Regions from separate parts of the Homo sapiens genome. Here region 1 is linked to region 2. The links are chromatin contacts, found by Hi-C or POLR2A ChIA-PET in ENCODE. All regions are on one chromosome and are shown on one strand. Each heading gives the region's core, a stretch centred on a gene start or an enhancer-like site at or near the end of the contact. The rest is flanking DNA. Distances are from core to core; before and after follow the strand shown.

Region 1 (5,266 bases), core at 1,529-4,028, 800 kb before region 2:
TATTTACTGGATTTCACAGTTCATATTCTGAGTTGTGCCATTAATTCAGTTTCAACTTTAACTTGATGAAAACTCTCCTGGCTTCCTCTAGCCCTCACAACATGTGCTATTCTAAACGTGATTATATTCCTGTTTGGTTGTGTTTTATTAAGATCAAAAGAGAAGGCAATTTTGAATTTTGTAAATTTTCTTCTTTCCCCAGGATTGAAAAACGAGACAAATATAGCCGGAGACGTCCTTATAATGATGATGCAGATATCGACTACATTAATGAAAGGAATGCCAAATTCAACAAGAAAGCTGAAAGATTCTATGGGAAATACACAGCTGAAATTAAACAGAATTTGGAAAGAGGAACAGCTGTCTAATCCCTTCAAGAACTGTTTATAGAAGCTTGAGAATGGGGTAAAAATTTCTGCTAGCAAAATCAAGTTCTTTTTGAAATTTTATCAGTAATCCAGAATTTAGTAGTCCATGCCTTCTCACTCAGCATTTAGAAATAAAAATGTGGTTTCTTAAACGTATATCCTTTCATGTATATTTCCACATTTTTGTGCTTGGATATAAGATGTATTTCTTGTAGTGAAGTTGTTTTGTAATCTACTTTGTATACATTCTAATTATATTATTTTTCTATGTATTTTAAATGTATATGGCTGTTTAATCTTTGAAGCATTTTGGGCTTAAGATTGCCAGCAGCACACATCAGATGCAGTCATTGTTGCTATCAGTGTGGAATTTGATAGAGTCTAGACTCGGGCCACTTGGAGTTGTGTACTCCAAAGCTAAGGACAGTGATGAGGAAGATGGCAGTGGCCACCGGAGGACTGGAGCAGTCCCTCCTCATGGCGGCCTGTGACCAAGGTCGGGGAGGAGTGGAGCTATCCTTCCATGATCTGATCATGTACAGTTCCCTTTTTAAAAAGCAATAAATGCTTGGGATTAGAATTTCTAACATTTTTAGTCTATCATTTAAAACAAACATTTGTATATATACATTTGTTTATATACATACATGCTTCCATTCTACAAACACTGAAAGAATATTTTATTATGGGAAATTCCATACACCCAATACCCCTGGTGAGTCCCATATACCCAGTACCCTGTTCAACAATCATTAACTCATGGCCAGTCCTGCTTCATCTTTATTTCCATTTACTTTCTTCATGACTCTTATTTTGACGCATATACTAGATATATAATTTCATCTATAATTATTTTAGTATGTATCTCTGAAAGATAAAGACTTAAATGACCACAATACTATTATCACTGCAATAGATTTATTTTTATAAAACTCCAGAGGGAAAGGTTGTTATTTTTTCTCTATGTTGAATTAAATGCTAAATATCTAATTGGGATATTTTAAATTCAAAGAAATCTGAAGCTCAGAAAATTTCAAATATTGGCCGGGTGTGGTGGCTCAACGCCTGTAATCCCAGCACTTTGCGAGGCTGAGTCAGGTGGATCACTTAAGATCAGGAGTTTGAGACCAGTCTGATCAACATGGTGAAGTCCCATCTCTACTAAAAATACAAAAATTAGCTGGGCATGGTGGTGGGTGCCTGTAATCCCTGCACTTTGGGAGGCTGAGGCAGGAGAATTGCTTGAACCTGGGAGGCAGAGGTTGCACTAAGCCGAGATCACGCCACTATACTCCAGACTGGGTAACAGAGCAAGACTCTGTCTCGAAAAAAAATTCAAATACTTCAACTTTAGTATGATGCCACTGGTGATTAATTATTCTCTTTTTAAATTAGTAGCACTTCAGAAAAAATTTCTGTTCTCCTTTTGTTTCCTCTCCTGGCATTTCTTTTCTTTTTTTTTTTTTCATACCCACCTGCAACGTGAAAAAGGACATAACAGAAGGTAATTTATTTTTCTGTAGAGACGGGGTCTCACCATGTTGCCCAGGCTGGTCTCAAACTTGGGCTCGAGCTGTCTTCCTGCCTTGGCCTCCCCAAAGTGCTGGGATTACAGGTATGAGCCACTGAGCCCAGCTCCTCTCCTGGCATTTCTATGTGCATTTAATCACAGATCTATCACAAAGCACTGATGCCTCTGAAAATACTTTGACTATGTTTCAATCTTTTTATTCCCATTTCCATTACCTTAGGTCTTTGATCCTGAATATCGCAATAGCCTTAAAAAACACCTTAAAAATATTGTTGAATAGAATATGGCAATGTATTTAAAGGAACAATTCACTGTGACTCAGCAGGGTTTGTTCTAAGAATGCAAGAATAGTGTTTTAGACTATGAATTGCCTGGTTTAATTTAATTTTTTTTGAGAGAGTCTCGCACTGTTGCCCAGGCTGCAATGCAGTGGCAGGATCTCAGCTCACTGCAACCTCCGCCTCCCAGATTCAAGTGATTCTCCTGCCTCAGCCTCCTGAGTAGCTGGGACTACAGGCTTGCACCACCACGCCTGGCTAATTTTTCTATTTTTAGTAGAGACGGGGTTTCACCATGTTGGTCAGGCTGGTCTTGAACTCCTGACCTTGTCATCTACCTGCCTCGGCCTAATTTAATTCTTTATTACCAACCAGCACGCAGATTTTTTTTGTGAATTTGTTGTAATATTTCCAGGTAAACGCTTAGTTCCCCAGGCTGACTTACTATTATAGGTGGTCAGATGTTATAATTCTGGCTAATAGGACACACGCTAAATTTATCTTGAGAAACCTTTTCTTTCCTGATATGGGAGGAGGTGCTGCTCCTCCCTTTCTCCTGCCTTCCTTGTTGGATCACATCCAGGAGGCCTGGAGTTGCAGAAGCCCTTTTGTGTCATGAAGTAGCAAGCATGAGGGCGAAAGTCAGCATGAAGAGGAGAGTGGAGTAAAGCTTGTGTTGCAGTGCTGAGCATCTGCACCTAGATGCTCACCTCTTTTACCCTTACTTGCTGTTGAATAAATTTATTAGGTTGGTGCAAAAGTAATTGCAGTTTTTGCCATTACTATTTTTTTTTTTTTTTTTTTGAGGTGGAGTCTTGCTGTGTCACCTAGGCTGGAGTGCAGTGGCACGATCTCGGCTCACTGCAACCTCCGCCTCCCGGGTTCTGGCAGTTCTCCCGTTTCAGCCTCCCAAGTAGCTGGGATTGCAGGCACCTGCCACCATACCTGGCTAATTTTTGTATTTTTAGTAGGGATGGGGTTTCCCCGTGTTGACCAGGCTGGTCTCAAACTCCTGACCTCATGTTATCCACCAGCTCAGCCTCCCAAAGTGCTGGGATTACAGGTGTGAGCCACCGTGCCCGGCGTTTGCCATTACTTTCAATAGCAAAAACAGCAGTTACTTTTGTGGTAGCCTACCCATGGGTGGTTCAATTTCAGGGCAAATGTCAACAAATTAAATGTAAATGAAAGCAAACATCAATAGTTTTTCTCCACTCTAGAAGTAAGTACCTAGAAATGGAGAAGGGGAGGAAATAAATAGTCCAGTTATAATAGCAACAAAAATGATATTTAGGCACAAATTTAGTGAGAAACCACAGGATCTATGTGAAGAAGATTATAAAATCTGATTGAGAGAGTAAACAGGGCTGGGCGCAGTGACTCACACCTGTAATCCCAGCACACTGGGAGGCTGATGTGGGCGGATCACCTGAGGTCAGGAGTTCAAGACCAGCCTGGCCAACATGGCGAAACCCTGTATCTACTAAAAATACAAAAATTAGCCAGGTGTGGTGACACACACCTGTAATCCCAGCTACTCGAGAGGCTGAGGCAGGAGAATCGCTTGAACTCTGCCGGGAGGCAGAGATTGCAGTGAGTTGAGATTGCGCCACTGCGCTCTAGCCTGGGTGACAGTGAGACTCGGCTCAAGAACAAAAACAAAAACAGAGTAAATAGGAGACTTCTGCATCAAACCAAGATGGACTAACAAAGAATGGGTTTACCTTCCCAGTGGAACAACCAAAAAAAAAGAAAAAAGGATGGCATATATAAAACAGCAGTTTTCAAGATACTGGAAATGAGACATAGAAGAGTGATGCCCAAGGGAAAGCCAGCTATGTTCGCCCCAGCTTACTGTCTTTGGAGAACTTTCAGGCTGTGTAGGCTGTGGTGTGTGGAGAGAGAACCCAGAGGAGCCCAGAAGACTCCCTTAGTTTAGGAGCTAGAGCTGAAAGTCTAGAGGGACCAAGGCAAGAGCTTGTAGTACAGAGCACTGGGGAGAAGAGAGCTACAATGTCTGTAGAGGGTCCCCTCAAATACCAGGCAGAGTACTGATCAGCATGTGTATGCAAGGAACTCCTAGAGGTGAGGGAAAGAACCACCTGGAAAGATTAGAGGGGACAGACAGTACTTGGCACTCACGGCCAGGAATAGTGCTTTTCCCACCAGCCAGAATGGAAAATACGGTGATGATAATACTAACCTCATGGGATTGTTGTTGGGAGTAAGTGGCTAATCCATGGGAAGTGCTTCTTGAGGTGGGCTGGTGCAGTCAATACCCACGAGTGTTGGCGGCTCCTATGATCATCATAATTCACGAGGCATTGGGTAGAATACTTAGAAGGTTCTTGCCTCAGCAGTGGAAAATAATTAGCCCTAGGCTAAACACTGCTTGAGTCTTGCCCAACAAGTCTTCAAAGACCTGAAATAATCCAACTGTTCGCAAATAATTTAGCTGCATTCCAGAACAAAGACCAAGAATAATTATAAAGAAACACAGAAACCTTCAGTACCCAAGAACATCACATTCACAATGCCCAGTGTCTCAAAAGAGAAACAGGAAAATAGGACCCATAAGGAGAAGAAAAATCAATCCATCTAACCAAGAACTGACACAAATGTTAGAGGCAAGGAAATTAAAAGTTATCACTGTACTCTATATCATGGAAAAGTTAAAAAGAGACACGGGATATAAAAAGACTCACACTGAGATTCTTGACATGCACACAACAATTTCTGAGATGGGAAATGTATAGCATGGATTTGACTGCAGTTGACATATCACAGAAGAGATTAGTGAACTTGAAGATATAGCAACAGAAACCATCCAACGTGAAGCACAGAGAGTAAAAAGAATGAAGAAATAGGAACAAAGCCTCCGTGAATTGTGGGACCCTGTACGTGTGATCTGGAGTTCCTCAAAGGTAGAAGGGCAGACGCTGCCCCCCGTGGAAGGCTCTGGATCTCAAATCTGTTCTCTGTTCAAATATGAGCAAATATGAGAGGTGTACGAAAGATATGTTAGCACCAAGTTGAGGCTTTCTCCTGGGCACTGACTAGGCAAGAGTGAGGAAGAATTGCAAAGGGCC
Region 2 (5,267 bases), core at 531-3,030:
TTTGACCTATTCGTTGTACCTATATGACTATATCTAAGGAAAGGATCAGAGATCAGCACAGAGATTTACACTCCAGGATGTTCATGGTTTACAGCCACTCCAGATTAGAGACAGCCTGAATATCCAGCAATGAGGATCTGTTGAGCAAATTTTGACACAGCAGCTCAACGGATTATTGGGCAATCATTCGAAAAGTATGCTTTCAGTCACTACTTGATGACATGGGGAAATATTCCACAAGTAAGGTCAAGTTAAACAACCAAGATACAAAACTTTATGTGCAATGTGACCCCAAATTTATAATACTAGAAAAAAACAAGGAGATATACTGAAATCCGAATGAAAATTATCTCCAAGTAATGGAGTAGGTGATATACATACATACCTATATATATATATACTTTTTTTTTGGCATCAGGGTCTTGCTCTGTCACCCAGGCTAGAGTGCAGTGGTGCAATCATAGCTCACAGCACCCTCAAACTACTCTTAGGCTCAAGCAATCCTCCCGTCTCAGCCTCCTGAGTAGTTAGGACTACAGGCACATGCCACCACACCTGGCTAATTTTCAATTGTTTTGTACAGGCGGGGTATCACTATGTTGCCCAGGCTGGTTTCAAACTTCTGGCCTCAAGAGATCCTCCCGCCTTGGCCTCCCAACGTGCTGGAATTACAGCCATGAGCCACCACAACTGGCCCAGAGTAGGTGATTTTTTAAAAATCAAATCTTCTAAGTGGGAATGCATTCCTTTTATTCTATACCTTTTATGGTGTTTCTCTGCCTCCCTATTTTTATGTATTTTAATGAGCATCTCTTTTTTTTTTTTTTTTCCTTTTGAGACAGAGTCTCACTCTGTCACCAGGCTGGATAACAGCGGCACCATCTCAGCTCACTGCAACCTCCACCTCCTTGGTTCAAGTGATTCTCCTGCCTCAGCTTCCCGAGTAGCTGGGACTACAGGTGGGCACCACCACGCCCAGCCAATCTTTGTGTTTTTAGTAGAGACGGGGTTTCACCATGCTGGCCAGAATGGTCTCAATCTCTTGACCTCGTGACCCGCCCACCTCCCAAAGTGCTGGGATTACAGGTGTGAGCCACCACTCCCGGCCCATCTCTTGTCTTTTGCTTACACATTCCCTTGTCTGTGTGAAGAGCCTGCCTGTTTCTACCAGTGACAGGCATGCAGACCCCATACATATCTGTTAGCCAATGCAGAGCACTGTGTAACTTCCTTGCTAGGAAAATACAAATTCCCAAACCCCAAAAAAGCCCTTGCCTTGTAGGAGAAGGAGGCCTCGCTTACGGCGCTGGAGCTACTTGTGGGAGGCAGCTGCTGCAGCTTCAGGGCTGCGCTGTGGGATCCGTCCATGGTGGTCTAGTGGCGCATCCCACAGGGCCTGGCCTAGGAGGTGGAGCTGCTGCTAGGCGGGGCCCAGGCCAGATGCCATCTCTCCTTGTGGTGTTCACCTCCCTCCAGCAGCCGTCACTTCCTCATGACAAAAGAATACTTCAAGGCTGTTTTGGCAGATTTACAGCCTTCTCCTCAGCTTCACTCAGAGAAGTGCCAATTTCCGTGGCTCTCCCAGGCAGACAGAGAGGGGTGTGTTTTCCAGTTCTTGCGGTGCTCTAGGGTGGTGGAGAGGAACATTAAAAATGCATGGACAAGGAAACACTGAGCCCAGCTTTGTTATCTGAGAAGAGAATACCATTCAGATAAAACGTAACCGGCCATGACAAGTGAGTCCATTAAAAAAATTCTTCAAAATTCAATTCTAGCAGTTAAAAACAAGTCCTATCATGCCTTTGTCCTCCCCTTAATACAAACCTGACTCATCTATCTCAAAAGCTTTCTCCCTGGCCCTTAATGTTCCCTTTCCTCCTCCACTCTGCTTCCTTCCTCCCATCGCACCCTAACTTAAATCCTCCCTTTTTCCATAGCTCTTGAGCACAAGAAGTAGAATACTAACTTCTCCAGGTCTCAAAAAAAAAAAAAAAACAATTCCACTACCACGAAAAGGGAACTATTTAAGTTTCAGCTTAGGAAGAAAAGAATCAGAAGAAAAGCTACATCCATGGAAAACAGAAGAACTGGCCTGCTACCGAGGATTGGCCTGACACAGGTGAGGTGACACTGGTCTCGGAGGTGGAAAACCTGTGTGACCAGGTAACTCTGCCTCTCAGAGATTCAGTTGCCTCCTCTGTAAAGTGGGGGTAATAATGTGGCCTCAAATAAACCCAGCAATGATGAGAATCCCTACTAATTTCATCGGACTTATATTTTCAGTGCTTCCCGAACTTTTCCTTTTTTTGGAGACAGAATCTCACTCTGTCATCCAAGCTGGAGTGCAGTGGCACAAACATGGCCTCAAGCTGGGCTCAAGCAATCCTCCCTCAGCCTCCCAAGTAGCTGGGACCTCAGACGCGTGCCACAAGGCCTGGCTAATTTTTTTGTAGAGACAGGGTTTCGCCATGTTATCAGGCTGGTCTTGAACTCTTAGGCTCAAGCAGTCCACTTGCCTCAGCCTCCCAAAGTGCTAGGATTACAGGTGTGTGCCACTTCTCAAAATTTGCTACCAAACAGAGAAGAGAAAGTATACTTCTAGTGTCCTAGGAGGCATGGCCAAAACCCTGCTTAAAAGTGTTAGGGTTTTCTTTGAGGACTTTTTATACATTTTTTAGAAATGTATTCTACTGCATAGTCTATGTTTATTTTAATAGAAAAATGTTTTAAATTGCTTTTGATGTGCCATGTGCTACCTGTTTTACCTTTGCCAGGTCATTTAACTTTTCAGCCAGTTTCTCCAGCTGTGAAATATAGATAATAATGTTCCCACTCCACATGGCAGTCATGAGAATTTGATGAAATCATACATGTAAAATGCAGGCATAGCAAATGGTCCATGAATGTGAGCTGCTGTTAAGATTAATTTTATTCTCTCCTGTTTAATTATTTATTTTGTCCATTCCTTTCTCTCTCATGCATTCATCCAACAAATATTTACTGAGGGCTCACTGTGAGCTAAACAATTTCTGCCACTCCCTGAGGCTTCAGAGAGCTGCCTCCTGTGTATCCTGTAGCTTCCAGTTCCTTCTGCTATCCGGCCCTAGGCCCAGGAATTCTGGTTCATGGTGTGGACAGCACATACATATGTGATAAGGGGAACACCATGTCCAGTCCTGGGATACAACAAATGCAGGTTTAGCATAGGGACAGCTACAGAAACCATTTGGCTTGGTTTCACTTTGTCAGAGGGCCTCAGGATGAAATTATTGCTACTACCTGCAGACGAGGTTATATATCCAATATACAGACATGAGATGTAAGCATTCACCGGGTAACTTTATCAGGTAATTCACATCCCATAGCTAGACTTCCCTGCCTGTAAAACCCTATGAATATGTGTTTGCAATCTTGTGGAAAGCATAATTGTTCACTATACTTTCACGTACATGTGAAAAGCATTATTGTGTTACATTTCTGTAAAAATGTTTTAGCATTTGTAATAATCATAAGAGCCTTAAGAGTGGCTCAGGGTTCTTTCTACCTCTGAGAGGCCCCGGGAAGCATTCAACCATGAAGCAGTCATGGAGTTGAGGAGCGCAAACTCCAGTGAGGTGTTTGCGGAATACCCTGTTCAGTTGCTCCCAGCTGAGATCTAGCCCAGAGCCTGACAGTGACTTCTATACATACCAACCAACTGACTAAATGAGATCTAGCCCAGAGCCTGACAGTGACTTGTATACATACCAACCGACTGACTAAATGCAGGCTGGTTAAGCACTGGGTGCACTGTGGCCCCTTCGCAGTCAAGAATGCCTTTCTAAGGCCTAATCAACCACAACTCCAGAGCTTCAACAAGCAGATATACTCAGCCCCACCCACAGGAGGTCAGAGAAAGCCAACAGACCTTAGCGACATGTCAATCAAGGGAGTGGTGGGAACCCAGGCCTCCTAACATCCTTCAGAGTAGTTTGCCCAAGTGCTTTTCTGGTTTTGCTTTTGTTTGTGGTGGTTGGCATTGCTGTGGTTTAATTTTTCTTTTAAAAAGCAGCTTCCCTCTCTGCCTCAGGAACTCGCAGGCCTCTGAAGCATCGCCTGCAAAGATTGAAGGCTCTCCCTCAGCTGGGTGGGAGTCCGGACTGAAAGCCTGGAGGAACCCTTTGCAAGCTGTACTCCCTTATAAGACACATACTTTTCACCTGGTGACTCTCTTTTCCTGATTTCGAAGCATTTCTTCAGGACCTACATATGCCCGAGAGGCAAGCAGTCACCTCTGCGTTGTCAACCACCCCACAATTAGAGCACGTGGTCACTGACCCAAGGAAGGAATGAGAATTCACTAGGTGCTCTGCTTCCATTCCCACCCCGTTTATCTCGATGACGGATTTCACCAATCCCACAGAGCACGTTTTACAAATGAGACAGCCGTGGCTCATAGCGTCTGTATTCGAATTTGCCTCTTTCTGAACAAATCAATAAAACACGCTCTTTCCCACCACCCGACGATCTGGCTTCTGGAGGTGAGCGCCAGTTCCCTGCCAAGCTTCCCGTTCCTCGGCTTTGGCTCACGAGAAGGTTACATTCTTCCGTCCCGTCCCACTGAGCTGGAAACTTACAACTCGAGGAGACAGCACCTCTGTTCCAGAAGCGGGCTTAGACCAAGAACGCCTCCCCTCATCCCACCTGCTAACTCCACCATCTGCTGCCGCCAGGAAGCCCGAGCCGCTCGGCACGAAGAGGAGAAATTCTGGCAAAGTTAACTCCATGTCACTTCCTGGTTTGGTAGAGCCTGGCATCACCTTTAGTAAGGTAGCCCATGCCCCCGCTCCTCTTGGCCTCGATGCAAAACTGGAAAGAACATTCCAAGGCAACGGGACCCAGGTTGGCGAGGCTGGTGACAGTAAGAAGGAAGGGTATGTACACTAGGGGACGTTAGGTGACTTCGCTTTTTCCAGAAAAAAACGAAGGTTAAATTCAATTCCCCTTCCTCCCGGTGTTAATCACTACTCACCGGCGGCGTCTCCTCTAAGGCCCACCTATCAAAACCTTCTGAGAAATGACTCGGACTCTTCGTGCAACCCGGAGGCACAGCCTCCTTCATCCCTTCCCAATTCAGAGCTGCCAAGATGCTGCAGTGTTTTGCTTTCAAAGGTCGCGATTTGATTTGCCAGACTGCCTGCCAGTCAGAAGTTGGCAGGCATTTCGCGCAGGCAAGTGGCTGCGAGGACGGGGAGTAGGCGGGACAGCCCCTGGCAATTGGCTGCGCT

The links. A loop is a pair of places that touch in the nucleus more often than their neighbours do. ChIA-PET counts read pairs that join two places held with the same protein, here RNA polymerase II (POLR2A). Pooled maps may share reads with other maps.
Region 1: a pooled map shows a loop between it and region 2 (2.5-fold over the local background). The contact joins two enhancer-like sites. A Hi-C loop is called at or near these places in 1 of 37 single-sample maps with no recorded cell type and 11 of 50 pooled maps. POLR2A ChIA-PET finds 5 or more read pairs at or near these places in 5 of 52 experiments (CD4-positive, alpha-beta T cell, activated B cell, activated T-cell and 2 more).

The regions. Positions count from the first base shown.
Region 1 is chr1:25,218,368-25,223,633 of GRCh38, reverse strand. SYF2 (SYF2 pre-mRNA splicing factor) reads left to right here. Exons shown (of 7, transcript NM_015484.5): 7 at 203-1,358. The coding sequence ends at 368. Among named protein-coding and RNA genes, the nearest start is that of SYF2, 12 kb to the left of the region's middle. Within about 2 kb of position 2,778, at least 2 of the 41 ENCODE cell types and tissues checked have a DNase peak (open chromatin) inside an H3K27ac peak, as active enhancers do.
Region 2 is chr1:24,415,649-24,420,915 of GRCh38, reverse strand. NIPAL3 (NIPA like domain containing 3) reads right to left here and starts at 5,114. Exons shown (of 12, transcript NM_020448.5): 1 at 5,012-5,114; 2 at 1,276-1,625. The coding sequence starts at 1,368. RefSeq lists an enhancer at 1,133-2,332. Within about 2 kb of position 1,780, at least 10 of the 41 ENCODE cell types and tissues checked have a DNase peak (open chromatin) inside an H3K27ac peak, as active enhancers do.